Regions from separate parts of the Mus musculus genome. Here region 1 is linked to region 2. The links are chromatin loops, found by intact Hi-C in ENCODE. Cell type or tissue: gastrocnemius. All regions are shown on one strand. Links, peaks and the distances in the headings refer to the core of each region. The heading gives the core; the rest is flanking DNA. Region 1 holds the start of Brd2 (bromodomain containing 2). Region 2 holds the start of Slc39a7 (solute carrier family 39 (zinc transporter), member 7).

The links. Peaks named below come from ENCODE experiments on the same cell type or tissue, not always from the same donor. Only the 100,000 strongest peaks of a DNase experiment are listed, where the experiment ranks them.
Region 1: a loop joins it to region 2, with 3.0 times the contacts of the local background. A loop is called at or near these places in 14 of 42 quality-filtered maps.

The regions. Positions count from the first base shown.
Region 1 is chr17:34,116,101-34,130,284 of GRCm38, forward strand. Brd2 (bromodomain containing 2) reads right to left here and starts at 6,507. Exons shown (of 13, transcript NM_001204973.1): 1 at 6,062-6,507; 2 at 2,506-3,800; 3 at 808-1,111; 4 at 98-235. The coding sequence starts at 2,531. It overlaps H2-DMa (histocompatibility 2, class II, locus DMa), which reads left to right and starts at 6,732. Exons shown (of 6, transcript NM_010386.4): 1 at 6,732-6,834. In gastrocnemius, for the core only: CTCF peaks have their summits at 4,971 (motif pointing left) and 6,739; DNase peaks (open chromatin) are centred at 916, 2,260, 3,392, 4,359 and 7 more places; H3K4me3 peaks cover 8,000 bases; H3K27ac peaks cover 7,571 bases.
Region 2 is chr17:34,026,711-34,041,488 of GRCm38, forward strand. It overlaps Slc39a7 (solute carrier family 39 (zinc transporter), member 7), which reads right to left and starts at 4,980. Exons shown (of 7, transcript NM_008202.2): 1 at 4,114-4,980; 2 at 3,856-4,024; 3 at 3,658-3,711; 4 at 3,380-3,544; 5 at 3,136-3,273; 6 at 2,800-2,996; 7 at 1,556-2,358. The coding sequence starts at 4,548. The coding sequence ends at 2,086. Rxrb (retinoid X receptor beta) reads left to right here and starts at 5,102. Exons shown (of 10, transcript NM_011306.4): 1 at 5,102-5,513; 2 at 6,117-6,334; 3 at 6,845-7,001; 4 at 7,312-7,491; 5 at 8,944-9,116; 6 at 9,615-9,744; 7 at 9,915-10,047; 8 at 10,163-10,254; 9 at 10,457-10,562; 10 at 10,674-11,693. The coding sequence starts at 5,288. The coding sequence ends at 10,821. It overlaps Col11a2 (collagen, type XI, alpha 2), which reads left to right and starts at 12,428. Exons shown (of 65, transcript NM_001317722.1): 1 at 12,428-13,026. The coding sequence starts at 12,945. It overlaps H2-Ke6 (H2-K region expressed gene 6), which reads right to left and starts at 1,345. Exons shown (of 9, transcript NM_013543.2): 1 at 1,292-1,345; 2 at 913-1,130; 3 at 696-812; 4 at 493-585; 5 at 306-391; 6 at 141-225. The coding sequence starts at 1,337. In gastrocnemius, for the core only: a CTCF peak has its summit at 7,617 (motif pointing right); DNase peaks (open chromatin) are centred at 5,003, 5,321, 6,244, 6,920 and 3 more places; H3K4me3 peaks cover 3,324 bases; H3K27ac peaks cover 3,909 bases.

The DNA of each region.
Region 1 (14,184 bases), core at 1-8,000, 85 kb after region 2:
CAGGCCTCCTTAGACCTTAACTAGTTGGATAGCACTTTCCAGCCCTGTTGGGACTAATGACCAGTACTGCCTTTCAGCAGCTACTATATAAGCTTACCTTGTTATAAATGTAACAGTTGGTAAACATAGTATTAAAATCCTGCATACATTCTGAGGCAGCCCAGTAGTAATTGTTTTCAAGTCTCCTCTTGATAGTACCCATGTCCATAGGCTGTTTTATAATTTTGTGATAATCCTAAAAAAAAAAAAAAAAAAAAAAAAAAAAAAAATCCAGTTGAGAGCCACAGGAAAATGTCTATGGTAGGGCAACTACCAACAGACAAAACACACACACCCACACGCACACCCTAGCTATTAAGGAATATTGCCCACACTGCGGCCCCAATTAAACTAGTCTAGAAAAAGGTAATTTAATTCCCACTAGGAGGTTCCTGATACCTTTTCTCTAGCCACCCACCTCCCACCCACGCTGCAAACTTCCCATCCTGTGACATTACCTCTGGGGATGGCTATCCATGGGCTGCATGAGGGAAAGGAAGAAGCTAAGAATTTTGGCCACCGTGGTCCTCTCCCAACCAGGGGTGGGAATCTGTAAAATGGAGCCAGGGCACAAAAGTTAAGGGACACATGGAGGCAAGATGAGAAATGCCAAGATAGAGATAACAAGCACAAAGGACCAAGAATCTACAACTCTGGTGGCTATTTGCTCTAAGAGAATGGGAACTCCCTAGGGGCCGCAGCACCTATGCTAGGTCACCCACCCCCACTCACGCATTCCAGCTCATGCCCATCCAGCCTCTTACTCACCGGCAAACCCAGCTTCACAGCGTCCACAGGCTGCCGGAATGGCCATGCAAACTGATGCTTCCACAGAGCCTTCATCACTACCTTGTGCAGGTACTGCAGTTGGTTTGTTACCCGTCCTGGCTTTTTGGGATTGGACACCTCAGGGGGTGGTGGATTGGCAGGGGCCAGTTGTAAAGCTGGTACAGAAGCCATTGTGGGGCTCTCAAATCCCTCATACAGCAGAGAAGGCTTTCGAATCCTTTTCCCTGGTGCTGCTGCCTCTGGGCCCAGCCCCAGTAACCCTGCATTCCCTTCCCCAGGGAGCCTGCAAAAAGGGGAAGCAGAATTAGATGTGGTAATAACATGAAAGATCAAGAAAATGTTGCTAACTTGCACTATGCAACCCTGCAAAGCCAGACTGGCTGGGCAGTGGTAGCATACACCTTTAATCCCAGCACTTGGGAGCCAGAGGCAGACAGATTTCTGCCTGGTCTATTCAGAGAAACCCTGTCTCCATAACAAGTAAATAAATAAAAAGCAGTGAAGTGAATTGCAACCAGCAAAGAGTTAACAATAGTTTTTGTCCATCTTTAGCTTACACTGGGTAGTTTGACGAGCTGCTTGGTTAAAATAAATACAAAACCAATGTCACATGACAACTCTAGCCTTATGGAGAAGATCTGAAACAAAAATGGGTGGAGCTAAGAAAGTGAAGCTTCATCCTCACTAGGGACTTAATGGTTGCCATGGTGGTTGAGACAGAGAGGACAGTGAAGAAAAGGAAGAATAAATCTTAATATCAACACACCTAAAAGAACTCATCATACTATCTTTTTCAATCTCTGGGGGGGCTTCAAGACCATAATAGGAACCAGACAAAACCAACCTAACCTCAACTAAACGAAAGGAAGCATGTCAAATATCCCTTCTATAGTAACTGCCAGACCTCCATCAAGTATCAACCAAACAAGTCTCCTTCAAAAGGCACAACAAAAAGCACCCTACAGTCAAGGTCAGCGTCAGCAAGTCCTAATTTAGATAGCACGCCCCCCCCCCTTACAAAAACAGTGTCCCTAGCGACTCCCACTGTCCCTCAGACTAAAGGCTAACAGAGGTTCCCATCACCACACAGGCTCCCTGTGGTTAGTCTAGACCAGGTGTTTCCTAATGGCTAAGACACTAGACTCAGATCTCATTGTTTACATCTGCAGTGAACTGAGCCCTGAGTCTCCGAACCACCCTCCTCCCCACTGAATGAAGCTCAACGTTATCCAAACACACCCACCGCTGAAGGAAATAAGACCTTCAACGGCAGCCTGTACCTATGTACCAGAAACCTAGTCTTGGGCGTGATGACCCCTCCACCCTGTGGGAATCCCCCTGGCAAACCCTCAAGCTGTCACCATGGCAACTCCACGGGCACTGAAGCAGCCAAGAAGACCCCCCACAAGCACGATGACAAATCAAGGCTGGATCTGCGCACACACCCCCACCACCCTGCAGTCCAACTCGTCCTGGCCGAATGGGTCTCCGCGTCGCGGAAACCGACAGGCTGCTCAGACGCAGTACCTGGGCCGCCGCCACCGCTTCAAAACCGTCGCAGCCCCCTCCGCGAGCTCGCGTCAACAGCTGCGGCGCGGAAGCGCGCCTCGCCCGCCCGCCGCTCCCCGGAACGCCGCCCCCCAACCCCCCTCCCACACACGGTTGGCGGAGACGTACTTGTGGGGAGTCACGTTTTGCAGCATCTTGACCTCAGGGAACCGCCGCCGCTCAGCTGCGTGAAGTCCGGGTAGCCTCGGCTCCCCTCACCGCCGGGCCCAGCATAACCCGGGAAGTGGGGGGAAGGCCGCTGCCCTTGGCCCTCCAGGCGTCAGCCTCGTTGCGGGACCGGCGGGAACGCTGTCTCCTGCGCCGTCCTCCCCGCAACTCCGGCAGCTTTGCACGCTCCGCAGGCGGCGACAGCAGGAAAATGGCGGCGGCCTCTGCCGGCCGGCGAGCCACAGGAGAACGCAGTCTGCAAACCCGGCAGTCCCCGAAACTGGACACCGTCGTCAATTCGGCCTGCCGCCGGTGGACAGGGGTCCCCTCTTCCCGCCGCGGTCGCCGGGGGGTCACGAGAGCCGCGTCAGACCTCCGATGGAGGCGGATGAGCACCAAAAAGGGGTTTCAGAGAGCCGCCGCCTCCATCTTTGAAATCCTCTTGAGGGCGGAGTAGAGGGGTGGACAGACACCGAGGACTGGGCGGGGCCCGAGAAAGGGGAGCCTCGGGGGCTTCTATGGGGTCTGCACTGTCCGCCGGGAGCGGTCGCGGGCCGGGACGAAGTCCATTTCCAAGCGGATGGACGTGGATTGTACTGGCGGCCCGCAGAGGCTCCGAGACGCTGGGTCAGTAGGCGCAATCCTCCAGCTCGTCCTAGAGGCTGCTCCACTCCAGCGCGAAATGGCGCCGCCGAGCCCCGCGCCAGCGCTTTATATATAGCCGGAGGGGCGGAGCTTCGCTGCTCATGCGCGCCACCCTGCTCGCGAGCTCCCCCGCCCCCTCCGCGCGTGCTCGCCCGCTCACGCGCCTGGAGAAGCAAAGGCGAGGGGGCAGGCCCGCCTCTTCGCGGGAGCCTTTCCTATTGGTCCGCTCGAAGGATGACGTCACAAACTCCAGTTCCAAGGCGTCGATTATCGGCAGCAGAGTGCCGCAGAGAGCCAAGGCGAAAAGGCACCCCGCCATGTCTCCGAGCCAATTGGCTGCGCCGTGGCTTGGCGAACCCTGGGAGAGATGGAGGCCGAACGGCGTGTAGGCGCCATCTCCCCGGGGCCTGCAACACGCTGTCCCCACCTCCAGGTCTGACGGAGCCTTCCCGGGCTTGCACACACCGAATTTCTGCCGGTCGCCCGCGGCAGGCTGGTCGCGCCATTTGCAGCTTTTCCATTGGCGGCGCGGGCGGGGCGCAGAGTGGGACGGGTCGCGCGGGCGGGGCGGGCGAAAGGTTCTTGGCTGCGAGGCCGCCGCAGTGGAGAATCTGAAACAAGGAAGACAGACGCCATCTTAGAAGTCGCGGCCTGCTTCTCGGCTGAGCGCTCCACAGTAACCCCGCGACGCGATCTAACGTCCCCTGATCCAACACATGACCGGAGCGTTCCAAGACTAACCTCGTCTTCCCCGAACCAAAGTAATCAGATAGCAAAGGCCACGCTCTGCCCTAAAATCCTCAGCTCTAAAGATGCGAGGCCACCCCGAGTGTTTACTGTCTAGCCAGCCCCGGGGGCTCATACCCTGCCCGCCCGCCCGCATTTGCAGATTCTCGCGCACTTACCCGCCTTAGGAACGCACAAGGCGTCCACATGCCCTAAAAGCCGATCTCGGCAAACTTTCCCGGCGTCAGGGTGAGGAGAGCGGGCGCAGCGCACGGCTCCTTGGCCCCATCTCGCCCCAGCGTGGGCGAGCTGACGCCCCCCGCCCCCATCGGGCTGGGAGTCCTCCCCACGGAGCGCCTCTTCCATCGGTCAGCGCCAGGGAGGAGGGCGAGCCGAGGAGGCGGCGGCGGCGCTGCTCTGCAGCCCTCCTCCCTCCCCTCCCCCCCGCAGCCGGACGCCTCCGAGGAGGGGCAGGAGCCATTTTGGGAGCTGTCTCGCCCCCTCCCCCTCCCCTACGCTGTCTTGGGACTCGAAACAAGACTTAAGTAGGAACCACCAGCCAGTTCTCAAGGTCAGATGGCAAAAGCAACTCTGGGGTAGCCCCTCGCGCGAAAGTAAAAGCGTCTATCCCCCCAGAACACACCTCTCGCTCCCAAACTCCCCTTTCCCTGGCTGGGAAGACAGGTGTGCACGTCTGGGCAAGTAAATTAACGTTGGTGAGGGGCTGTAAGGCGGGCTCACCATTCCCCAATTATAGCCCCAACTGGCCTAGGTCCTAGAACTGCAACCAGGCGACCCTCCCTCCACATGAGCCCTCGACCTCGAACCTCGGTCACTGCACTTAACATGGCGGCCAAGCTCCCGTCTTCTGGACCGCAAGATAAGCGCAGACCCCGCAAGGGGTAAGTGCGCCTTGGAAGCAGAGACCCTGCACTCCCCGCCGGGAACCAGGCCCGGGTCGCCCGAGTGCGCGCGGCCCCGCCCGGGTGGCTGCGGCGAGCAGGGCAATGACACAGCAACTTTAGAGGCCTCTCCCCTCCCCCTGGCGGCCCGGCCTCCAAACTGGATTTTCCGCACCTGGGCCTGGCGGGTCCGGGCCGAAGCCCGACGGGGGTGGGGTGGGGGTGGGGAGAGAACTCGGGGAGCGGGGAAACTGCTGGGCCTTAGAGAGAAAGGGTAGCCAGACGACGCTCCCGTTTCCCTGCATTCCGGAAAATCACTGCGCCCCAGTCATTCCCAGCCCTCCCTGCCCCCACATGAGTCACAGGGGAGGCTGCTGCTACTTAGTAATTTGGAAAAGTAACTCTTTCCTCCTTTCCGTTCCCTCCCCCGCAGCACACAAGGAGGCAACTGTTCCAGGCAGGGGGAGGGGAGGAGGGCGGCAGTAGAGCATGCCACCCGGAGAAACCCTAGACCTCGGAGACTGGGAGGCTCGGACCACGCTGGCTCTCCCCTCCCAGCACCCACCTCAGGCCAGGACTGCGCTCGCAGGCGGCCCCCAGGCTCTGGGCCGGTGAGCCCTCCCCACCCTGGGGCAGAGACAAACAGCTAAGAGCCCGGAGGGGATGCGCAGCTGGGAACAGCAGGCCCCACAGGCCGCGTCCTCGTGAAAAGCACACAAACTCGACCGAGCCTCCATCACGCCATGTGACGATGGCGAGCCTGCTACCCTTGACACAAAGGGAGCTTAGGGAGTCCCTGGGGAGGCAGGGAGTCGGCGCCAGGGAACCACACCAGTTCACCTCCAGAGCTGCCAACTCCTAAGCTCTCGCATCCCACGACCAACACTCACACTCAGCCTACGGGGTCGCCCTCCCCTCGCCCGCCCAAAACATCCCATCTCACCTGGCTCCCGATTCCTGTCCCCCCCCCCCCCCCCGGTGACGGGTGCATGGGGCACAAGCCACCCTCGCCCCTTTGCCCTCCGATGGGTATGTAGGCACGAGGTTGGCCATTCCCCTCCCCCACACAGTGGCCCTCTTGCGCTGGCCCCAGTCCACACTCCCATTGGCTGTCAGGTGTTTGAAAGACAAGTCTTTCCCCCTTGGGATTTTTCTCCTGAACCCCAAGAATTCTTCCCACTCCCCACCTTTACTTATGCATTTAAATGACCGATGGCGTCCCCGCCCCAGGGGCCCCTGCTCACCTGGATCCAGGAGCCACGGGGGGGCCCTCGAAAGTCGCCCTCAGCCCGGCTGGGGGGGGAGCAAGGAATCCGGGGTGTCAACCCCCCCGGAAGCCGAGAAGGCGTTGGGGGAGGGGGCGTAGCCCCCAGCCCCTCCCTTCCCTAGCCGCTGGGGGTGGGGGGAAAAGCATCGGGGCCGCGCGGCCACGTCAGCAGCGCTCCGACTGGCTGGGGCGGGTCACGTGTCCGCCCCCCCTACGGCCACGAGGGCGAGGTTTCCGAACACTGCGGAGGGTCGTGAACGGGGTCACAGGGACTGCAAGGCCCAGACCTGTGTCCCGAGACCCCAGACCTCGCTAAGGCTGTTGCCTCGCCAGGTCCCCGGCCTCCCTTGCGCCTGTGGTCGCCCCCGTCCCCCCCACTCGCCTCTCGGTACGAGTTCAGCATGGCTGCCGCAGCCCCACGAAACACATAGCGCATGCGCAAGGGTGTGCCTGGTCTGGGGGGAGGGGAGGCACGGGTCGCGGGGAGAGCCGCGGTGCGCAGGCTCAGTGCGCCCCGAGCCTCGGGGCCACCTCGTTGAGCGATGGGTGTGGCGGGAGCGCGCGGGCCTGCGCCCCGGTGGCCTCCCCCCCCTCCCCACCGCGGCGGGGGGAATAGGTTCTTCCGGCTCCGGTCTGAGGCGTTGCCTGGCACTTTCTGGCCAGAATCCGCGGGGCCCCATGCTGTGGTCCCAGGAGGCACGCGGGTCCTGGCTGCAGCAGCGGGACTGCAGGGCGAGCCTCCCTGGAACGGTGGGGGTCCGCTTGGATGTTGCACGCTCGATTTGACGTTTTAATCGGGAGGAGTTGTGGGGTTCCTCGAATTTCTTAAACTGTTTCTTTTTTTTTTCCTCTATGAGACTTGAAAATACCCGAATCCTGCCTTCGAAGTATACCACCCGTGTTTCTTTCTCTGATCGTGTACAGGTAGACCATTTATTAACATAGAGTTCTACTTCGTCATTTCTGCTCGTTTTGATCATGATTCTTTCCTGACATTGTCTATACTCTGTTTCTGTTTCTGTGACCTGCCTTACTAGTTTGTTTCTCAGTCTTGAATTCATCCTACTAAAGTTTAGGGTGACAACTTAAAAACAATGCAGTTGACTTAAAGTGCGAAGCTCGCGCTTATCTCTGTTGTCTTTTGTCTTTGAAGGTATGGTCTGGATTTACACTCTGCACCAGCAGCCCACCTGTATTTTCCGTGTGTAGAACAGGGCATGTCTCTTATTTTATCGGGGCTTCTCAGTTGAAGGAAATTGCTTTTGACTTGGTCACCTTTCTCTGTTAACCTAAGTAACTTCCTGTCCATTTTGCTCTCTTAGCCAAAAAGAAAACCCTATTCAGTACCTACCCTGTCTCTAAGTAGCCAAAAAGAAAACCCTATTCAGTACCTACCCTGTCTCTAAGTACTCCGTGGCTTTCTCAACTTCCTTGCACAGCAGGACTTGGACTTACAAGACTCTCCCTGCTTGTCTCCTCCCAGTTCTCTTATTTCCCACTTCATGCAGCCCCAGAGTGTGACCTCACCACCCTACTTAGCAGGACCTCCCAGCTGCCCACCCCAGAGTCCACTTCTGATTTCTCCCTGACATTGCCCATGCATGTCATGTTCCCAACCCCCAGTCTCCCTTTTGTACATTTGGGTAGCTGGTTCCTGCTGTTTGTCTGGAATGCTTCTACATCTTCAATGACTCAAGCCTTTCAACTCCACCGTAAGATTAGACAGTTCTCTTGAGTGGAACTTCCTATGAAAAATTCCTGCCTGGATAACCCCAGACACTGGAGCATGCTCAGAATTGATGTGGGCTGTCCGGCGCATCTGATCTGCTGCTGTGTTATTCTGTCCATGCACGATGTCCTCACCTCTCCTTACAACTTTATATTCACCTGAACTTACCATTCCCTTCTTCATCTATCAATGCACACTGCTGTGTCCTCAAGAACCAGGCAATCGTGCCTGTGTCTGCTGCATCACCTGGACTTGTTATTTGTACTGTGCAGTAGCAACTTGAATTTAAATCAGTATTACATGCTGTTTAGATTTGTTTCATAGTGGCACCAGCCATATTTTCAAGTTCTCAGTGGCCAGGCATGGCTAGTGGCTAGGACATGAAGCCATAATTCCACGTGCTCTGGGTTTTGTCCACGGCCCTGAAATTGCGTATTAAATTGTGGCTCCCTGGGCTTTCCCTCTTTTTTTTTTTTTTTTTTTTTTTTTTTGGTTTTTCGAGACAGGGTTTCTCTGTATAGCCCTGGCTGTCCTGGAACTCACTTTGTAGACCAGGCTGGCCTCGAACTCAGAAATCCGCCTGCCTCTGCCTCCCGAGTGCTGGGATTAAAGGCGTGCGCCACCACGCCCGGCATGGGCTTTCCCTCTTGACCTATGCTAGAACTCAGCTCCTGTGTTTTGTTTGTTTTTGTTTTTTTGAGACAGGGTTTCTCTGTGTAGCCCTGGCTGTCCCGAAACTCACTTGTAGACCAGGCTGGCCTTGAACTCAGAAATCCTCCTGCCTCTGCCTCCCAAGTGCTGGGATTAAAGGCATGCACCACCACTGCCCTGCTCTGTGTTATCTGTTAATCCCAGGCTTGTCGGAAAGGTCTGCTTCCTGTTGCCAGTCTCCAGTTAGCCAGTTCCTCTCCAGCCCCCTAGCCGACTCACAGAGCAGTTTCCCAAACGGGTCACGTGTCAGTGTCATCTTGGATTTTTTCTCAGTGCTTTACACATAGTTCCTTCTACAAGGAGCTGCCTTTCCTTCATTTTAAACCAACAGCTGCGAACAGTTTACTCTCAACACTTAAAGTAAGCTGACTTATTTGAATCCACTTATGATCGTACCTTTTATAGTGAACTGTGATTGCCTGTTTCTCCTTATTATGAGACTTCATCCTGAGGGTGTGACTATTTTGTGTTGTGTGTGGTTTGTGTGTGAGAGAGAGGGAGAGGAGCAGGGTCTCACTATGTTGATATGGTTGATCTGGGACTCTGACTCTAGTTTTCACAGGAAACTGAAAGATGTTGAATCACTTGTCCAAGATCAGACTGTTGCTAAGTAGCAGAGCTAGGATTTGAACCCATAATCTACTTCTGACTGGTGTGTTATCAGAGTACACAGCTCTACAGAGTTCTAGGTCTGGATTGGGACCAAAGAATTGAAGGCTAGGGGAGGGACACTTAAGAGTTATCCTTAAGGTGATGGCCATAGTAAGGTAGATAAGCTTTTTAAGAAGGAAAAATTGTGTTGAGCTTTGAGTCAAGGATTAAGCTTAGGTGTGGTGGCACCTGCTTTTTTTTTTTTTTTTTTTTTTTTTTTCTTTTTTTGGTTTTTCAAGACAGGGTTTCTCTGTATAGCCCTGGCTATCCTGGAACTCACTTTGTAGACCATGCTGGCTTCGAACTCAGAAATCCATCCGCCTGCCTCTGCTTCCCGAGTGCTGGGATTAAAGGCGTGCGCCACCACCGCCGGGCTGTGGAACCTGCTTTTAAATACAGCACTTGGGAGGTGGAAGTAGGAGATTAGGAGTTCAAGGCCAACCTAGAGGGAAGCTGTAGATCTCTGGCCACAGGGATCCATTTTCACTTGCACACATAACCTACATAATTTAAAATAATCTTAACAAAAAAGGGGGTATATGGAGCACTCTCACTTAGAGTGGGGAGCAAACTCAGGAGATTACAGGTCAGTTGCTAGGACTGTTTAATCTGTTGGGATAACTCCCACACTGACGACTTAGGTGACTGAGTCGCCAACGGTGTCATTCCTGAGCCCCAGATTATTGTCATTGGAAGGAACTGGAAGGTTTCTGAGCTGATCTGCCTGTGAAATGCTTAATTAGTGTTGGTGAGTAGACCTCTGTAGACCCCTAATGTTGTGGTGCTGTTGGGATAACCCCCGGCTAACACACAGATTTATCCTATCCTGCGTGCCTAGAGTGACCTCATGCAGTTGGCTATGTTGAAGATGGCCGTGTTGAGGGGTTAGTGATGATTCTGTTTGTTTCTTTTGGTTTTTTCGAGACAGGGTTTCTCTGTATAGCCCTGGCTGTCCTGGAACTCACTCTGTAGACCAGGCTGGCCTCGAACTCAGAAATCCTCCTGCCTCTGCCTCCCAAGTGCTGAATTAAAGGCGTGTGCCACCACCACCCGGCGATTCTCTGTTCTTTGGCAATACTAAGAGGTGATACTGTGCTTGGCCACAGTCGGGCCTAATGGGCGCATACCTAATTCAAGAAGAACCAGTCGAATCTTCTCTCTGAAAGAGTGAGAAATTTAACACAGGCTGGAGGCCTTTGTGGCCTAGGAGTGACAGCTCAAGGCCCATGTGGTCACTCTCGAGTCCCACAAGCTGAGCCTGTAACACCTTATATATTACATTAACCAGGGTTAGCTCCTCTCTCCCTTCTCTCTTTCCCATTCTCTCCATCCTATTCTGATCTATTTTGAGGTAGTGTCTATTAGCCCAGACTGGCCTTGAACTCATGACCTTCCTGTCTCCACTTCTCCAGTGCTGAGATTTCTGGCATGTACCACCAGATTGGCCTCCAGAATTGGTTGGTTTCCATGCCAGAAACGTCTCTCGTTTTACTGTATTCTGCTGAAGTCGACTTAACAGGTAGCATTTTTACTCCTCGGGGAACAGGATTTCCTTCAGACAAAACATTCTGAGAGCTGGAGCTGCCCAACTTTCGAGTGGAAGCCACCACACGCAGTGGAATGTCAGGGTGGATTCCAGATCAGAACCTGTGTGGTTCTGAGTTTGGAAGATGCCAGCAAATGTGCTGAACGGAGAGGGAGGGGGTGAGGCCATAAATACCGTTCAGGGCAATTGCGTCCTGCAAGAAGGACAAAGGTTGAAGACAAAGCCCCAGGGGAGTCCTTAAAGCCAGGTGTGGTGGTTCACGCCTATAATCCCAGCACTTGAGAGGCTGAGGCAGGAGAACTGATTTGAGTACAAAGCATGTTCTACAGTTTCCTGCAGCCTAGGCTATAACAGGACTCCACCTCAGAAAAACCAAGCAGCAGCTGGAAGAATAGCTGTGAAAAGGGAACACCAGAGATGGGAGCCGGAGGGAGAACTAGAGAGTGCTTCCAGGCCAGTCGGGGTCCAGACCAAGTAGGAGAGAGGACAGGGCCAACTGTGTCAGATGTGCAGACTGCTCAAGTCGACCTGGTGAGAGGCACAGAAATACTGAGGAACAGTGTCATGTGGAGAGCAGGGGATTTCAGCAAGTGTAAAAGTGGGGGACACAGTTGCACATTGGCTTGTGCCAGTTGGGGGGGGCGGTTAGGAAACACTTGGGAGCGGGCTCTCAGATACCTTTGGTGGAGATTGTTGGTAGAGTGGATACAAATGGCTGGGCTTGTTGCTATTTGTATCCCACTGTAGCTAGTGGAGAAAAGTTGGCTAGCCTGCAGCCTCCAGGTAAGGCTGGCTTCCCTTTGCTGGTTCCTCCTGCCCCACAGTTGGCCACACCCGCTCCTAAGCCCGCCCACACTGCCCGCCCACTCACTGCTGCTATTTGCCCAGAAGATCTCAGGACTCGCTGTTGTCTGCAGAATACACCATGCTTAGTGCCAGGCCACAGTTCCTAAGCGCAAGGCAGAAAAGGTGACTATTTGGGGCTTCCATCCTGATTCTGACCACACACAGACTAGCATTCAGCAAAATATGGATGGCCCTTTGGCCAAAGCTAGCCCACTGTTTTCCTATGGCCTGGGTGCTAAGAATGGCTTCACATTTTTTTAAATGATTTTTTTTTTAAAAGCAAGAATGTTTCATGAAACATGGAAATGTGAAATTCACATTTTAGTATCCATAAATAAGAGAGTTAAGGACAGAACTCCAGGGAAGATCAGTAGAGAGCAGAGGGGTCTATGAGGGAGGTAGAGCAGCCTGGGAAGCCTGAGGAAGGAAGGACAAGGGCAGAGTCTTGGTCACTCTTTGGTCTAATTGCCTTCAGAAGGCTTGCAGACTCTGGTTTGGAGTTCCAGGTGGGTGGCTGGGCTTGTGTTCCCACAGAGAATGCTTGTCCAGGATGTGAGCGCCTGGGTTCCACCTCCAGAACTTAAGTGGAAGAAAGTTGTGTAGTGTGTCTCCCCTGCGGAGTGTTAAAAACAATCTCCTGAAATCTCCCCACCTAGACACGTACCGACAGAAGGAGCTTGCTGTTCTACAACATCAGGAGCTCTTCATGTTGTTTTATTTTTGTGTTTGGCTACAGTTGCTACTGTGATTCGTCAGATGGGCCACAGGATGGGGCTGGAGAGATGGCTCACTGTTTTAAGAGCACTGGCTGCCGCTCTTGCAGAGGACCAACCAGTGTTCAATTCCCAGCACAGACATGGAAGCTCACAACGGTCTGCAACTCCAGTTCCAGGGAATCTGACACCCTCACACAGACATACATGCAGGCAAAACACTAATATACATAAATAAAAATAAATTAAAAGGGGGGTTGGGCACAGGTTTCACAAGCCTCAGAAGCACCATTTTCACAAAGATGAACTGCTTAGCTTAGTTCATTGCATTAGATCTTTTCTCTGCCTCTTCCCCCACCCTCCGTCTCCTCCTCTGTCGCACACACAGCGACAGTTTCTTCCTCCCCTCCCCCTCCACAGCCCACCACAATCTGGAGTTGACTCCTACAGTTCGGAGAGTGTTCTCAGTAAATGCGCCTTCCAACTATAACTGCAGATCTGATACTCCTCAGCCCTTCCTGCATCCAGAGTGGGCCGTTTAGCGCCTTACCTGCTGTGTGCCTCCATCACCTGGGGCAGCCTCCATCCTTCCCCTGCTAGGCGTTCCCGGCACCTCCAGATTCTTAGCATATACAGTGTTCGTTACTCTCTGAAGAACCACCCTCCCGGCTGGCTTCCTTGTGGATTCTGCCAGCAGTCGGCTCTGAAAAAAAAGATCGACGGAAAACCCCAGAAACTTACTGCTTCAGCCTCCAGTCGGGTGACTGACAGTTGTGGCCCTTGGTGGAGGAGGTAGCCATTGCAGAAGTCTGGACAGCTTCCTGGGGAAAGCTCCCCCGAGATCCTGAGCTTGGTGGCAGCTTCTCAGCAGATGAATCTCCGCTGCTGCTGCTGCTGCTGCTGCTGCTGCTGCCCCTGCCGGTGTCTACAGGGCTGCAGCAGATACAGACAGGGATCCTGGCTCAGGGGCTGGGCAGTGTCTGATCCTGCACATCCATCTCTCGCGGCTGCAGCTGCAGGCAGCCTCCTCCCTTGGGCTCTTCCTGCCTCTTTAACATCTTTGAAACTGACTTTATATATCCGGTTCTCTCAGTCTAGTGTGCTTGCAAGCCCAACACTGTGGGCTAAGGCCACTCTGCTATGAGTTTGAGGCCAGCTTCAACTACATAGGGACATCTGTCTTTCTTAACAAAACCAGCCTGGATTCCAGGTGTGGCTCGATCTCCTGCCTGGGCACTGGGTGGTAGCTAATGAGGTTATCCTGTTTACCTTCAGCGTAGTCGACTTGGTGGTTTGACCCTCTGTTGCATCCTGTGTGTTCATGGCTCTCCAAATCAGACTCATCAGCCGCACCTGGGGTCCCTCTCCTTCCACCTCACCACAGCACTCCAAATTTAAAACATTTAAGATCATATTCTCTTTGCCCGCCTCCGCCCCATCTCCTCTTCTTCCCCTTCCCTCCTCCCCTTTGTTCCCTCCCGCAACCCAGGGCCTCATACATTCTAGGCAAGGCTTTGCTACTGGACTTTTCTAACCTACCTTTATTTATTTATTTATTTATTTATTTATTTGAGGCAAGTTCTGAGACTCAAGCTGGCTTTTGGGTAGCCCTGTAGACATAGATTTTTTTTTTTTGCAACCCACTTTTAATAAGGGTTCAGCCTTTCCTGTAATGCACCACCCAGCAGAAGTAGGGGAAGAGAAAAGTTACTAGGACATGGGGGAAGTGGCCCCGTTCAGCAATAGTTCTTTGAGGGTGAGCTTGATCGTCTTGGGCAGCAGTTCAGTCCCAGAGCAAACGCCAGATATGACTTAGCAGCCACAGACCAGTCCTCTAGGCAGACAGACAGCACACGCGAACAGGCAGCTACAGTCCAGTTCCTTCATCAAGCACACACCAGGCA
Region 2 (14,778 bases), core at 4,585-12,584:
AGGAAACACTCACGTGGGTAGAAGTTTCTTTTATGGACTTCCCCCCCCCCCTTACTTTTTCATCCCTCATTATGTACACGTCTGTGCCCAGCAATCTCTCTCAGAGACCTCTGACAGACTGCCCTCCACCCACAGCCTACCTTGTCCTTCACTTTCTCTGGCATTTTCTGGGTCATGGGCGTTGCAATGAACCCTGGGAGGACCGAGTTACATCGGATTCCATGTCTGTGAGAGGAAGAATGGATGCTGACCCCGGGAAGGACACTGACTCTTCTTCCCTTAGCAAGGTCCCCAGTCTGACCCACCGTCCAAGCTCCCGGGCCGCAGTCTGGGTGAGCCCAATCACTCCTGCTTTGGACGACGCATAATTCGTTTGTCCGATATTCCCCACCTACAGTGAGTCAGAGACCCAGAGTAAGTCAGGAGTCGTCTACAGGGGAGCCGCTTCCCAGCGCCCACGTGGCTAGCTGGCCTGGCCCAACTCATCCTGACCTTTCCAATGATGCTACTAATGTTGATGATGGAGCCACGACCGCCACTGGACACTAAAGCCTGGGCTGCAGCCTGAGTGACTAGGAAGGTGCCCTGGCACGAGAGGGTAACAAATTAGGCAAGATCAGCTGCGGTGGCAGCCTTCCTCTAAGTACTTCCCCAGGCTGGGGGCGGGCACAAGTCACAGGTTTAGAGATCACCACCTTGAGGTTGACAGCTATGACTCTGTCCCAGTCTTCTTCTGACATGTGGAGCAGAAACTCATCGCGTGTGATGCCCGCACAGGACACAACGACAGATGGCGGGCGAGAAAAGCAGGCCTATGTGAGGGAGGGGGAGGCTAACACCAAAGACCACAAAGGGCCGGGCTGAGGGGTGTGTGGCGTGGCGTGGCGTGGCGCGGCGCGGCGTCCGGTTCACCTGCACTTCCTCCAGCAGGCGTCTGGCTGCGGGGCCCTGAGACACATCCGCTTGGAAGGCAGCGTGCTTGCCGCGCGGCGCCCCGTCCTCGCTCCCCGGGCTTCCCAGCAGCCGCACCGTGTCCTGTGCCGCGGCCCCGTCCAGGTCGCAGGCGGCCACGGCGGCGCCCTCTGCCGCTAGGCGCACGCTGATCGCACGGCCGATGCCGCTACCCGCACCTGAGATGGGAGTCCGCGGAAGCGGGAGAAGAAGGGAGGAGGTCAGAGGTCACGGGGCGCAAAGTTACTGAAACTCAGACAACAGGGCCAGGGACTCAAGGGGTGGCTCTCGCTGACATGGCCCGGGCACCCCAACCCACCCTGAGAGGGAACCCCTGAACCTGTGACCAGGGCCAGCGCAGAGCGGAGCCGGAGCTGAGACGCCATGGCGGCTGTGGGTGGGCGTGCCCTGAGCCTAGGCCAATCTGAGCACGCCGGGGGCGTGGCTAGGCCCGGTACGGACCCAATAGAAACCACACTAGTCAGAGGCCTTTGGTAGCCACCAGCGCGACCTCCCACCACGGGGGCGTGACCATCCACCACCACTTGGGGACCTAGGGAGTCCAGGAGCCAAGGGGCCCAGTTCCCCACATAAAGACAAAGGCTGCATGTGGGGCCGAAGATCCAAGGTCTTTTATTCCTGGTCACCGTTCCTCCGCACCCATTCAAACAGTGGTATAAAATGAGTAGAGACAAAAAATCAGGCTGAGACATCTTCCCAAGGAGCCCCCCTCCCCCTTCAAATCAGGACACACGATTGATGTCTACCCCAGTCCTTCTGCCAGGTCTTCCCTGAAGCCATCACTAACTAGTTCAGAGGGAGATGGGCCTTGGAGGGACCCCTGCGGCACGCTGGCGCTGAGAAATCGTAGATTAGGGACCATCGGGTAGGCTACCGTCTTCCCAGTCTTCTTCATGGTCCCATTGATTTTTCCAAAAGCAACAACGCTGCTGGGCAGTCTCCCACTCCGTGGTCCTTCTGGCCTCTCATGCTCCGTATGATCCTCATACCTCTAAGGCCTCAAACAGAGGCTCTGCTAATCTCCAAGGCTGACACTCCTTCTGGCATTAGCACTGGCCAGGACTACCAACTGCCTTTATTAGGAGTTAGGGGAAGGACAGGTCACCTCACCCCTCACTCAAGATGGGCAATCAGTACCATCATGGCAACACCCCCCAGCAGCCCCAGCACCTCCAACAGTGACTGCAGTGGAGATGCCTCTCTCAATAGCTCAGGCAGCACAGACACTGTTGCTACGTAGATAAATCCGCCTGCAGTGAATGGCAGGACCCAGCCAGGACCTGCACCACCTGCCACGTCACTGTCCACTGCCCCTCCCTCGGTGAGAAGGGCACAGGCAGTGCCTGCCAATGCTCCAATTGCAGTCACGAGTTGCAGACGCATCGCCTGGTGGGCAGAAAAGAGAAAGATATGACTGTCGACAGCTAAAATTAGGTGGGAGCAGTGTTAAGGAAAGGAGGGTCTGGGGAGAAGGACCCACAGGTAGTGCTTGCTGCACAAGCACGAGGACAGGAATCTGGGTCCCAGACACCAGCTCCAGGAAGCAGTCAGATAGCTGTCGCCTGGGGCTCCCTCGATAGCTAATACGTAGTCAATGACTCTGCCTCAGGACCACACCTAAGGCCCGCAGCCCCCCAAAACAGCCAGGTTGAGGAGGGAGTACTAGAACAGACATCTCCTGAGAACCTTAAGCCATCAAAGAACTATACACAGGTGAGGACTGCAGCGTAAAACAGAGCAAGAGGTAAAGGCACGACTTTCCCTGACTCTAAACGGCTCACTGTAGTGTAGCTTGTTAGGAACCAAGGATGGGCAGTCGGCACCAACCTGCTTCTTGCTGCAGCCAGACTGGACCAGGATGGCAAAATCCCCAACCTCATGAGGCACTTCGTGCAGCAGGACTGTCATTGTGGTCAGGATCCCTAGCCCTCGGCCCCCACGAAAGGAAGCACCAATGGCCAGACCGTCTGTGAAGTTGTGTGCCAAGTCAGCAGCCAGATTCAGGTACCCAGACACACGCAGGTCTTTTTGCAAAGAGACAAGACAAAAATGATTGAGGGTGTCCATCAAGCCGGTTCACATACAGCCCCCCCCTCGCCCCCATTTCCTAGACTCCCACCGTCACCCACACACCCACAGCCAACCCATCAGCTCATCCCTTACCTGAGCCTGCTTTTTCTTCTTCAGGGCTCTGAGGTTTCACCGGGCCATCTCTGGGCCCAGTGTTTCCTCCTCTCCTTTTCCGCAACCCGCCCACTTCCTTCTCTTCCTCTGTGCTGGGCTTTTCCTTTGAAGAACACTCTGAGGGAGAACAGGAGTTGATCAGAGTGGGGAACAGAGCTTTCGCATGTGTCCTGCTCCACAGGGTGACCCTGAGTGTGTTACAGAGCAGGCAACGCGGGCTCACCATGTCTATCTCCATGGGTGTGACTGTCTCCATGCGCATGCCTGTCTCCGTGTCCGTGACTGTGTCCATGTCCTCCTTTCACGTGTCTCACAAATTTCTCCACCACGAGGAAGGCGACAATCCCACTGAGAACCCACAGCCCCACAGAGAGAATGGGGCCCTGGCCTGGAACGGAGGCAGTAAAGCATGAAGGGAGACGCAGACTCAAGTGTAAGAGGCGAAGCATGGGAATGGAGAGGTTGCCCTTTCCCAGCACACCAGTCCCTGGTTTTTCTCACCACTGTGGGAGTGTCCATGTCCAGGCTGCTCTGGAGCGTGGTGAGAATGAGGTTCTGCGGGAAGTGGGAGAAAAGGCTTGATGAGGGAATGCCTGGCTCAGGGGATGTGTGTTTGAAGACAACCGGAAAATCTGGGATCATTAAAGAGAAAGAACAAAACCGCTTAAGCCTTTGAGGCGGAGCCCACAAGTTACTTACCCAAGGCATGCGGGATGAGGTGGAGGAACGCATCACCCAGGAGCCCCCCGGAAGCAAAACTGAGCAGGATCTGGAGCAGAGAGCGGTGCCTGGGAGAGTTAGATTCTACTGGGATGAGGAACAGCACGAAGAACGGAGCTGCGGAGATCAGCACTGTGGCCCCCAGTGCCTGGTGGAGAAGCACAATCAGAAGGCAAAGATGGAGCTTCCCACCGATTAAGAACCAGTCCCTCTTCCCCACATCCCCTGGCGACTCACGTAGGCCCAGAGGGTGACAGTGTCCAGGTGGTGTTTGATGCCTGGAGCCCCAGCCTCCCTAGAAGTCCCATGGCTATGTTCACGATGGGCATGTCCATGTCCTCCGTGGTGGAGGCTATCGTGGGAGTGGCCATGGCTATGGCCATGGTGTAATTCCTCACGTGAGTGTCCATGGTCGTGGCTGTGGGCATGCCCATGCCAGATGCTTTCATGAGTGTGGCCGTGGCCATGGTGGAAATCTTCATGCGAGTGCCCGTGGCTGTGGCCATGGTGGAAATCTTCATGTGAGTGCCCGTGACTGTGGCCATGGAAGTCCTCTTCCACATCTTTGTGCAGGTCACCATGACCCTCGTGTCCGGCCACCAGCAGCCCCAAAGCCGCCCAGGTCAGCAGTCCCACAGCCACCCAGTGGGGGGCCCGCAGGCCCATGGTCATCACGCTGACCGGAGGAACAAGAGACGACTCGACTTGACTCTCAATCTACCTATTCGGGATCCGCGTCCCTTGAAGCCCTTCCTCTATACTACTTGCTCCGCTCTTACATTGTCCCCAAGGCCGGTCCACCTCATCCCCAACACCCTTCCTGGATGCAGCCCCCCACCCCCGACACCGCTCTAGCCTTTGATCAGCAACTTTACGGTCTCTCTGGGCCCGCGTCTCTATGGCCCACTGGTTGGGGTAAAGGCCTGGAAAGCGCCGTAAGGGAGCAGCAGGGACCTCTCACCGGCTCCGGGATCCTCTCGGTTCTCGGTTTGCTGGGACGTGGCACTCACGCCTCGAGCTCCCGCGAGATCCGGAAGCTCCCTTTCTTGCCTGCGCCCCGATACCTTTACCAACATGGCGGCGCCCCGAGGGCGGCGCGGCCACGGCGTCAGGACGCATGCGCAGAGCTGGGGGGTTATCCGAGGGGACGGCGGGCTGGCGGGCACCGCCTCCTCCGTTTCCACCTCGGCGAAGGGGCGGGAGCTCAAGGCGAGACTTCCCGTCTGTACAAAGATGGCGGCCGCGCCGGTGCTGTCATCTCAGTGCCGAGCCGAGCGCGGCTCTTGAGTCGCGCTGCCACAGGCCGCGGCCTGCTCGCCTCCGCGGCTTCGTCGCGGCCCCCGAGTCCCCCGCTGTCCCCCCTGCGCGTCCCTGGCGCCTCTCCGGCTTCCCCGCCCTCGGCCCGGGCGTCATGTCTTGGGCCACTCGTCCGCCCTTCCTCCCGCCGCGGCATGCCGCGGGGCAGTGTGGGCCGGTGGGGGTGAGAAAAGAGATGCATTGTGGGGTCGCGTCCCGGTGGCGGCGGCGGCGGCCCTGGCTGGATCCCGCGGCGGCGGCGGCGGCGGCCGGAGAGCAGCAAGCCCTGGAGCCGGAGCCGGGGGAGGCTGGCCGGGACGGGATGGGCGACAGCGGGCGGGGTGAGTGTCCCGTGGGCCCGGGCCGGCGCCCCTCGCGCCCCCTCCCCGCGCTCCCGCCCCCTTGTTTGTAAACACGCGCCCTCGACGTCCCGAGGCCCAGCGCCCTCCCCCGGGGCGGGGCGCGGCGGGGGAGCTTCCGCCCTTCAGGTTCGGGCCCGCGGCGGGGCCTGCGTGCGCGGTCTCGGGCGTGGGAAGGACACCGTTCCCCGTGGGCTGGAGGACTCTGGGCATTCGAAGGCTGAGCTTACGCTCTGGGACCGGGTATTTCTGCCATACTCTTTGCCCCGAATGTTCTAAGTTGGGGTTGGACGAGGGGTTCGCTGCTACACCTCCACGTGCTGCTTCACAGCCCCCCCTCCCGAGGTCAGCTTGGGATGACCCAGTAGCCCCGCCTGACCTGCCTCCCTTTTTGTCAACCGCCTCCTCTCACGACTATTAGAAGTGAAATTGTTGTTTGGCCACTTGGTATTTCTGAACTCCAGGGTTGCGGGCTGTGGTGGGTCAGGGAGAATTAAAGTGTCCATTTGGATGATCAAAAGGCTCACTTTCTCTTCTTGTCTCTCCTGTCCGTGTGTGTCTGCCTTGTACGTACCCACTTCTCAGATTCCCGAAGCCCAGACAGCTCCTCCCCAAATCCCCTTTCTCAGGGGATCCGTCCGTCTTCTCCTCCTGGCCCACCTCTTACCCCTTCAGCACCTCCACCTCCAATGCCACCCCCGCCACTGGGCTCCCCCTTCCCAGTCATCAGTTCTTCCATGGGGTCCCCTGGTCTGCCCCCTCCGGCTCCCCCAGGATTCTCCGGGCCTGTCAGCAGCCCTCAGGTGAGAGAGAGGTTGTGGCCTGCTTATTGCCACTGTGCCTTCAGTTCCTTGTTCTCAACTTCTCACCCCCACTCCCCATCTTTGGGTGAACTTCCCCAAAACCCGTTGATCTTTCTAGTTCTCTAATCATAGCAAGCCTGTGGTCTCGGACCCCTTGCTCTTCCTGAAGGGGGTGGTCTGTGGGGGTGCATGCTTCATCAGCTCTGTTTTGAAAACAAACCCTAAGCCTGCAGGGAATATTTTTGATGTCCTGTTCAGCTCACGGTGGCTTTGCTGCCCTTTTCGCTTCAATATGCCTGCCCTTCTAAGACCTGTGCCCTTCAGGGCCACTGTAGCACAATTACAGAAGGGTGGACATCACTCTTGGTGTCACGTGCAAGGAAGGCCCTTTACGTTAGACAGTAGTGTCCCCAGTACCTTCTGGAATAGTACAGGGCTTGCTCACAAGCAGGAAGTGGTTTGCCTGACATATGAGAGTCTCCTGTGACTTCCCTGTCTCCCCCATCCCAGATCAACTCCACAGTGTCGCTCCCTGGGGGTGGGTCTGGCCCCCCTGAAGATGTGAAGCCACCGGTCTTAGGGGTCCGGGGCCTGCACTGTCCACCCCCTCCAGGTGGTCCTGGGGCTGGCAAACGGCTCTGTGCAATCTGCGGGGACCGAAGCTCAGGTATGGGGCTCAGCACAGCCGTAGAAGAAAAAAGCACGTCGGGGCTGTTTACCACTGCCTATGGGGCTCCCAAGGGTTCTTGAGGCTGGTCAGAGCAAGGAGGCCTATGGGACCTTTAGATTCATATCAGATGTGGAGAGGGGTAGGAGTGGGGGTGCTACATGGTTTCTGGTCACCGAAGACTGAGTCACCTTTTTGGATGAAACACAGGAAGGATTTAGACTATGTTCCCTCTCTGGGCAGATTGGTAAGAGACTCCCTAAGAAGGAGGTCTCCACAAAACTGTCTTAACTGCCAACCTTTCTCGTAGGCAAGCACTATGGGGTTTACAGCTGCGAGGGCTGCAAGGGTTTCTTCAAGCGCACCATTCGGAAGGACCTGACCTACTCGTGTCGTGATAACAAAGACTGTACAGTGGACAAGCGCCAGCGGAATCGCTGTCAGTACTGTCGCTATCAGAAGTGCCTGGCCACTGGCATGAAAAGGGAGGGTAAGGGCCTGCCCCGGCCAGGCCTCAGTCACAGGCCCTTCTCCAACCCTGTGGGAGAGCCCTGAGGAGGAACAGGGGAGACTGCTGAGGGCCCCATGGCCTCCATATCTTGGGACTTTGCTCACTTTCTCCTCCAGGGGGCGCAGTTGGGTTTCTCTTTCCTGTCCTCCACAGCTTGGTACCTCTCAGTGTCTCTGTCTCTGTCTCTGTCTTCATGGTTGCATCTCAGGGTTCATCCACCTCCCAGCAGAGTTTGGCCCTAGGGCGAGGTGACCTCTTTCCTCATGGGTCTTTGTTTCCTCTCCTCCACTGCACACAGCCCTTCCCTCTTTTGATGCCATGTTCTTTCCCTAGTCTCCCAGTCTTTCCTTGGACCTGGTTAAACTACAGAATCACTGAAGAGGTCGGGACTTGGTGTCTCTCCTTCTGTCTCTAAGCAAAGCTGACTCCTGGAATTCTAAGAGATATTTTAGAGCTCATTTTGGTCCAATTCCTGCTTTAAAAAAGATGAAAGTCAGCCCTCCCGGGGTTACCCCAGCAGAGTGATAGGACCAGCATCAGAACACACACCGTCCAGACCAGACCAGGCTCTTTCTGCTGCTGCTCTTTAGTTAGCAGAGCTTAGAGTTTGCCATCAGGAGTGTCTGCAGTCAATGTATAGCCCTGGCTATCCTGGAACTCACTCTGTAGACCAGGCTGGCCTCGAACTCAGAAATCCGCCTGCCTCTGCCTCCCAAGTGCTGGGATTAAAGGCGTGCGCCACCACCACCCGGCTCATCGTTTTTTGTTTTTTGGTTTTTTTTAAAGGTTTATTTATTATATATGAGTACACCTTAGCTGTTTTTAGACACACCAGAAGAGGGCATCAGATCCCATTACAGATGGTTGTGAACCACCATGTGGTTGCTGGGATTTGAACTCCAGACCTCAGAAAGAGCAGTCAGTGCTAGAGCTTTATTATAGAAAGGCAGGGGGGAAGAGAGAAGGTAAAAGAGAGGCCGGCCATAGCCAAGAGGAGACAAAGGGGGAAAGGAGAGAGAGAGAGAGAGAGAGAGAGAGAGAGAGAGAGAGAGAGGAAAGGCTAGAGAGAATAAGAGGGGGAGAGTGAGAGGAGAGGAGAGTAAGAGCAAGAGAACAAAGGAGTGAGAGCAGTCAGTGCTCTTAACCACTGAGCATCTCTCCAGCCCTCATCCTTGATTCTTGTACCCTTCTCTTTTTATCTGCCTATTCGTTTACTTTTTGTGTGTTTATAATTTGTGGCGGTGGGGCCAGAGCTCAGGGTCTGGTGTGTGCTGGACAGATTTGCTTTTGGACTCTTCTACCCTTCTGATCCTAATTACCTCCCTGGTCGCTTTATCTCAAGGGACATTGGCCCTGAGAAGGCCCCAAATGAGTTTCAGACAACCCCATAGTTGGCTTCTAATTTTGCACTTCTCTTTCCCCACCCCACAGCGGTTCAGGAGGAGCGTCAACGGGGGAAGGACAAAGACGGGGATGGAGATGGGGCTGGGGGAGCCCCTGAGGAGATGCCTGTGGACAGGATCCTGGAGGCAGAGCTTGCTGTGGAGCAGAAGAGTGACCAAGGCGTTGAGGGTCCTGGGGCCACCGGGGGTGGTGGCAGCAGCGTGAGTGATGGGATTGATTCTTTCTCTCCTGGGGTGGGGGTTGGGAGAAGGAGTCGGGTATGTTCCATCTCCCCTCTTCCCTTCTTTCAGTCCCTCCTTACCTTGCACTGAACTAAAAGGCCTTTCAATAATCTGAGGTGAGCCAGGTGTAGCGATCCATGCCTATAATGTCAGCACTTGGGAAGGGAGAGACAAGTGGATCTCCATGAGTTCAAGGCCAGCCTGGTATACATAGCAGGTTTCAGGCCAGTCGTGACTACATAGTGAGACTCTCTCTTAGAAAGTCTCGTCTCTGACACGGGGTGAAAGCTCCCTCTTCTCTGCTCCCATTGGACAGTCCCAGACTGGTAGTGGTTTCTATGACTGCCCTGAGAGGAGCCTGGACCGCAGAGGTGGATTGGATCCCGACAGGGAATGAGGGTGTAGAAAGGAGTATAAAACACCTCTCACAAGGAAGGTGTCCCCCCCTTCCCATGCATCTCCCCCCTGTCTCTGCAGCCAAATGACCCAGTGACTAACATCTGCCAGGCAGCTGACAAACAGCTGTTCACACTCGTTGAGTGGGCAAAGAGGATCCCGCACTTCTCCTCCCTACCTCTGGACGATCAGGTCATACTGCTGCGGGCAGGTTAGTGATCTCTTTGAACCCTCTCTAGTCTCTTGACCTTCACTGACCCCAGCAGCGTTCTCGTGCATATTCAGGGAGCCCAGCTGGCTACCTTGCCTCTGTTTTCTTTGTACTTGGGTTCCCGTGGCCTGGTGTCCGGCTGCTGACCCTCGGTGCCTTCTGGCCCCCAGGCTGGAACGAGCTCCTCATTGCGTCCTTCTCCCATCGGTCCATTGATGTCCGAGATGGCATCCTCCTGGCCACGGGTCTTCATGTGCACAGAAACTCAGCCCATTCCGCAGGCGTGGGAGCCATCTTTGATCGGTCAGTGGCCCTTGGCCAGGCTGGCCTGTGGCTAGAAGGGGTGGAGCTATAGGCTGGTCCGTGTCCAAGGCTGGCTGAGCTGTGACCTTTGAGTGACCTGCAGGTCCCTCTCCAGGGTGCTGACAGAGCTAGTGTCCAAAATGCGTGACATGAGGATGGACAAGACAGAGCTTGGCTGCCTGCGGGCAATCATACTGTTTAATCCAGGTGAGAGGAGGCCACCCCGCCTCAGCCCAGAAATCTCAGCTGACCCTGAAAAGGCCACTGCACTAGTGCCTTCCCTTTTCACCCCACCCCACAAACCCAGCGGGCCTCATTTCCCTCACCCTGAGGGCCACACTGCATGTCTGTGTGTCCTGACTTGATTCACCTGCCGTCTTCCCTTGTTCTACCTCCTTCACCATCTCAGACGCCAAGGGCCTCTCCAACCCTGGAGAGGTGGAGATCCTTCGGGAGAAGGTGTACGCCTCACTGGAGACCTATTGCAAGCAGAAGTACCCTGAGCAGCAGGGCCGGTGAGGGCCTCGGGGCTGTGGACACCTCAAGGGGGAGGTGGGGGTTGTGAAGCTGGGGTATGTCCAGGGCCTGGGTGGTGCTGGCTCTCACTCCCTTCCTCCCCACCTCAGGTTTGCCAAGCTGCTGTTACGTCTTCCTGCCCTCCGCTCCATCGGCCTCAAGTGTCTGGAGCACCTGTTCTTCTTCAAGCTCATTGGCGACACCCCCATTGACACCTTCCTCATGGAGATGCTTGAGGCTCCCCACCAGCTAGCCTGAGCCCAGATGCACACCGAGTGTCACTGAGGAGGACTTGAGCCTGGGCAGGGGGCAGAGCCATGGGACAGGTGCAGAGCAGGAGGGGACTTGCCCAGCCTGCCAGGGATCTGGCAACACTTAGCAGGGTTCGTTTGGTCTCCAAGTCAGAGGGGACCCCAGATCCCTGTGAGGACTATATGTCTACCTTCAGTGGCCTTGAGTCTCTGAATTTGTCGGGGTCTCCCATGGTGCAGGTGATTCTTCATCCTGGCTCCCCAGCACAAAGCACTGCCCTGCTTCCTTCTCATTTGGCCTCACTCCCTTCTGAAGAGTGGAACAGAGCTCCCCCAGAAAGGGGTGTTGTGGGGCAGGCCCCCCAAGCTGATGATCATGGGAGCAGGGCTCTGACAGCCTTTATCCTCTCAGACTTGACAGATGGGGCAGAGGAGGGACCTGCCTCTGACTCCTGTCAGCCCCATTTCCACAGTCCCTCCTGCAGTCAGACTGAAGAATAAAGGGGTAGTGAAGGGGCTGCTGGAGGTGGAGGAACCCATTGCTCTTTTAATTTCCTGTGAGGAGAGACTGGGAGTTAGACTCAAAGAAGTACTGTACATCCCCAGGTTGACTTAAATGTCAGGGCTGGAGATGGCATGTGGGCAAGGAGGCCCCTCAGGTGGGCTGTCCCAAAGCTCCCTGGGCTCTGCCTCGGGTGGCCCTACAGCTCTTCCCTAGTCCTCAGCACAGCTAGGCTGGGAGCAAGTGGGGACATTGATGGGGGTGGCCAGCCTGCAGAGTTGGGTGCTGGGCTGCATGGTTTTTGCCCTGGACCTCTTTTGGGGGTTCCCTCCCATCTTTCACTTGCACATAAAGTTGCTTTCCAGTTAAAATAGCCATTTTCTGGACTGAGATAACTATATGGGCGGTGGGCACCAGGGCATCTACCTGTGGGGATATCCGGTGAGAAACCCTGACATGTTCCCTGGATGCTGCCACGGCCTGAGGTTCCCTGGGCCTACAGAGCCGGTGCAGGGTGGGGGACACAAGGCGTGCTTTGTCGGGAGGGGGAGAGGGTGTGCCAGGTTGGGGGCGGGGCTGCCCAGGGAGGAGGGAGAGCGGCTGCTTTTCAAAGGCGCCTTGTTTGCCGGTGCCCTTCCAGCGCCAGCGGGCGGCGGCGTCTTGGTCACTTCAGCTTTCACCCTGGCTTCGCCACAGGCTCCTGGCAGACCCGGCACTGTGCCCACGCTTAGGGGTGCGCTGCTCTCAGCGATACCCTCCTAGAACGGCCACGACCCTGAGTGACCCTCTTTTGCCAGACCTTTCCATCAGCATCGCCCCCCCCCACCCCGTACCCCTTTTCATTCTGCTTCACCTAGTCCAGTATTTTTATCTTTGGGGGCAATTAGCACGTCACCCATCTCAGCTTTCTCCGTTCCGCAGGGCGACCCTACGCCCCCCACCTTTGGGTCGCTATCTATAGCTGGGTCTATAAACACCCCGCCCAGGACTGCTCTGTAATTACATGTGGCAGGACGAGGGAGGTAATTATGGAGAGCTGATTACGAGTGGGCGTGGAACGGTCGCCCGTAGGCCCGCCCCTTCTGTCCCACTGTGCCCTGAGTCCCTCCCCGGACTCTTCATAGGGGCTCTGGGCCCCCAAGGGCAGCTGCCGTGGTGTGAAAGGACTATAGGATCATAAAAGTGAAGGGGCTGAAGAAGATATATTCTGTTCCCACAAATGCCATCTGAGGGGGCACGCGAGCTACCTAATCCCTCCAGGAGTAGGGGTGTACCATTCCAGGGCTAGCGAGTGAGGAAGGTTTCCAACCCTCACACTCTCCTGCCCAGGTGGAGATCGGGGTGGGGTTTCCCCTTGGTGGCTGTGGGCGGGCGTCAGGAGGCGGGAGCTGGACCTAGGGGCGGGGGCGAGCTGGGGTCTCTGAGCTGCCAGGGTGGCCAGGGGCACACAGTAGCGGCCACCGAAGAGCAAGCAGCACTGACAAGAAGAGGTGCCCCCACAACGGCACCTTGCTGCATGGAGCTGGGCCACTGAAAGCTGCTGACATCCCGGGGTCCTGGTTCCGAGGCTCAGCTGGCTTCTGTCTGCTGTCAGCACCAGGACTGCCTGGGATCTGGCATTCTGAGCCATGGAGCGGTGCAGCCGCTGCCACCGCCTCCTTCTGTTCCTACCTCTGGTGCTGGGTCTGAGCGCTGCCCCGGGATGGGCAGGTAAGAGGAGTCCTGCCTGGGTGTCAGTCAGTTGGAGGTTGTAGCATCTGCTTGGAAGGGACCTCTGATGCCTGGAGTAGGAGCATCTGAGCCTTAAGAAAGGGATTTTGGGCACCAGGATTTAGATGAAGGGCATGACACTTTTGGTTCCTTGGAGCCACTATAGGACTGTCTCCCTCTCTGAAATGACTGGCAGAGGGCAGGTGACGCCGGCCAACAGGAGCCACCGTCCAGAGGCTGAGTAGGCTGGATTCTTGGTTTGGATCCTTAGAAGAACTTGAGATGGCCAAAGCCAGTTTTGTCCAGGCTTTGCTGATGTCAGGGTAGTGAATACCAGGACTGATGGGTAGAGGAAATGGGGTGAACGTCTGTAGGTTGGAGCCTAGAAGGCTAGAGAAGAAAGCTACCTCCACTGTCCCGTCTTCTTTGGGTCCCCCAACCCCTCCCTGTGCCCTGGATGCTGCCACGCGGCTGGCTCTAGGGAGCCTGGGGGCTGGCTGCCAACAGGACGGCCGCTGGACAGGCCAGGATCAGGTGTCTGAGGCCAGAGCCAACTCTTTGCATTCCTGCCCCTCCCCTCTAGCCAGCAGGACTCCCGTGGGACCTTGGTGTCCACTGGCCCCATCTTTCCCCTTTTTACCTCCTAGAAGGGAAAGCCTCCTAGAAAAGAGGATTTGATAACTGGATCTAAGCAGAAAGGAACCAGTTCCTCTCTCCTGGAATACGTGTGTGTGTGTGTGTGTGTGTGTGTGTGTGTGTGTGTGTGTGTGTGTGTGTCTGTCTGTCTGTCTGTCTGTCTGTCTGTCTGTCTGATTTTTGTATAGATATCCATTATTCATGTTTTCTCTGCTCAAGAGAGAAAATTGGCAGGATGACCGTGTAAAGGATCTAGGTTAGACTAAAGAAAGAGCAGATGAATGAAGTACACAGTGTTTACAGAGTTGAGGCAGGGGGATGACCAAGATAACTGTCTCCATTTGGGAACTGAGTGGAGGTGGGGGGAGGGACTCCAGGGAGATGGTTAGCTAAGAACTCCTGAGGGTATAGGACAGGGCATTTGGGGGCTCAAGGGGATAGGTGGAGTGGCAGTGGGTCTGAGACAGTGGGGTTAGTATGTGGCTTGAGGTGGGTGGGCTGTGAGCATGGCGTGGAACTGTCCTCCATCAGGATTTGGCGGAGGGTGGGGACCTCTCAGGTCTCCTTTGCCCGGGGTCTCTGTGAGTCTCTGTGTCTCTGTCTCCCTCACCGTACTCTCTCAAAGCTGCCCTTGTGTGTCAGTGTTTGCAAAGCTGCTACACTTTGGGGCCAGGCTCCTCAGGGGCGGGGGGAAGGTCGCGGTTTCCTCAGCTCCTGGACTCAAAGGGCCTTTTCTCTCCTGCCTGCCCCACCTCATCCACCCCACCAGGCTCTGCTCTCCTGACTGCCCTGGCCTCTGCCCCGCCCCACACTTCTACCAACACTTTTGCAAGCACTCTCTGTGGGAGTTCTCTGCTGTGGAGATGGTGTGGGAAGTGTGGGAGCAAACTTTCTCGTTCCATCATCGAGTTTGGGCCCGGGAAGCTGAAACCTAAGGAGACCTGGCTGATGGCCTGAGACTTGAATCTTGGGATTCAGGTGGTGGGGGATGGCAGGGCAGGACTGAGGTTCCAGGTGTCCGGAGCTTGCCTGGGCTTTGGGCAAGAACTCTGATAGCATTTACAGATGTGTGGCTTGGGGCCCTGGACCTGCTCCTGGTCTGTGTGGCAGCTTCAG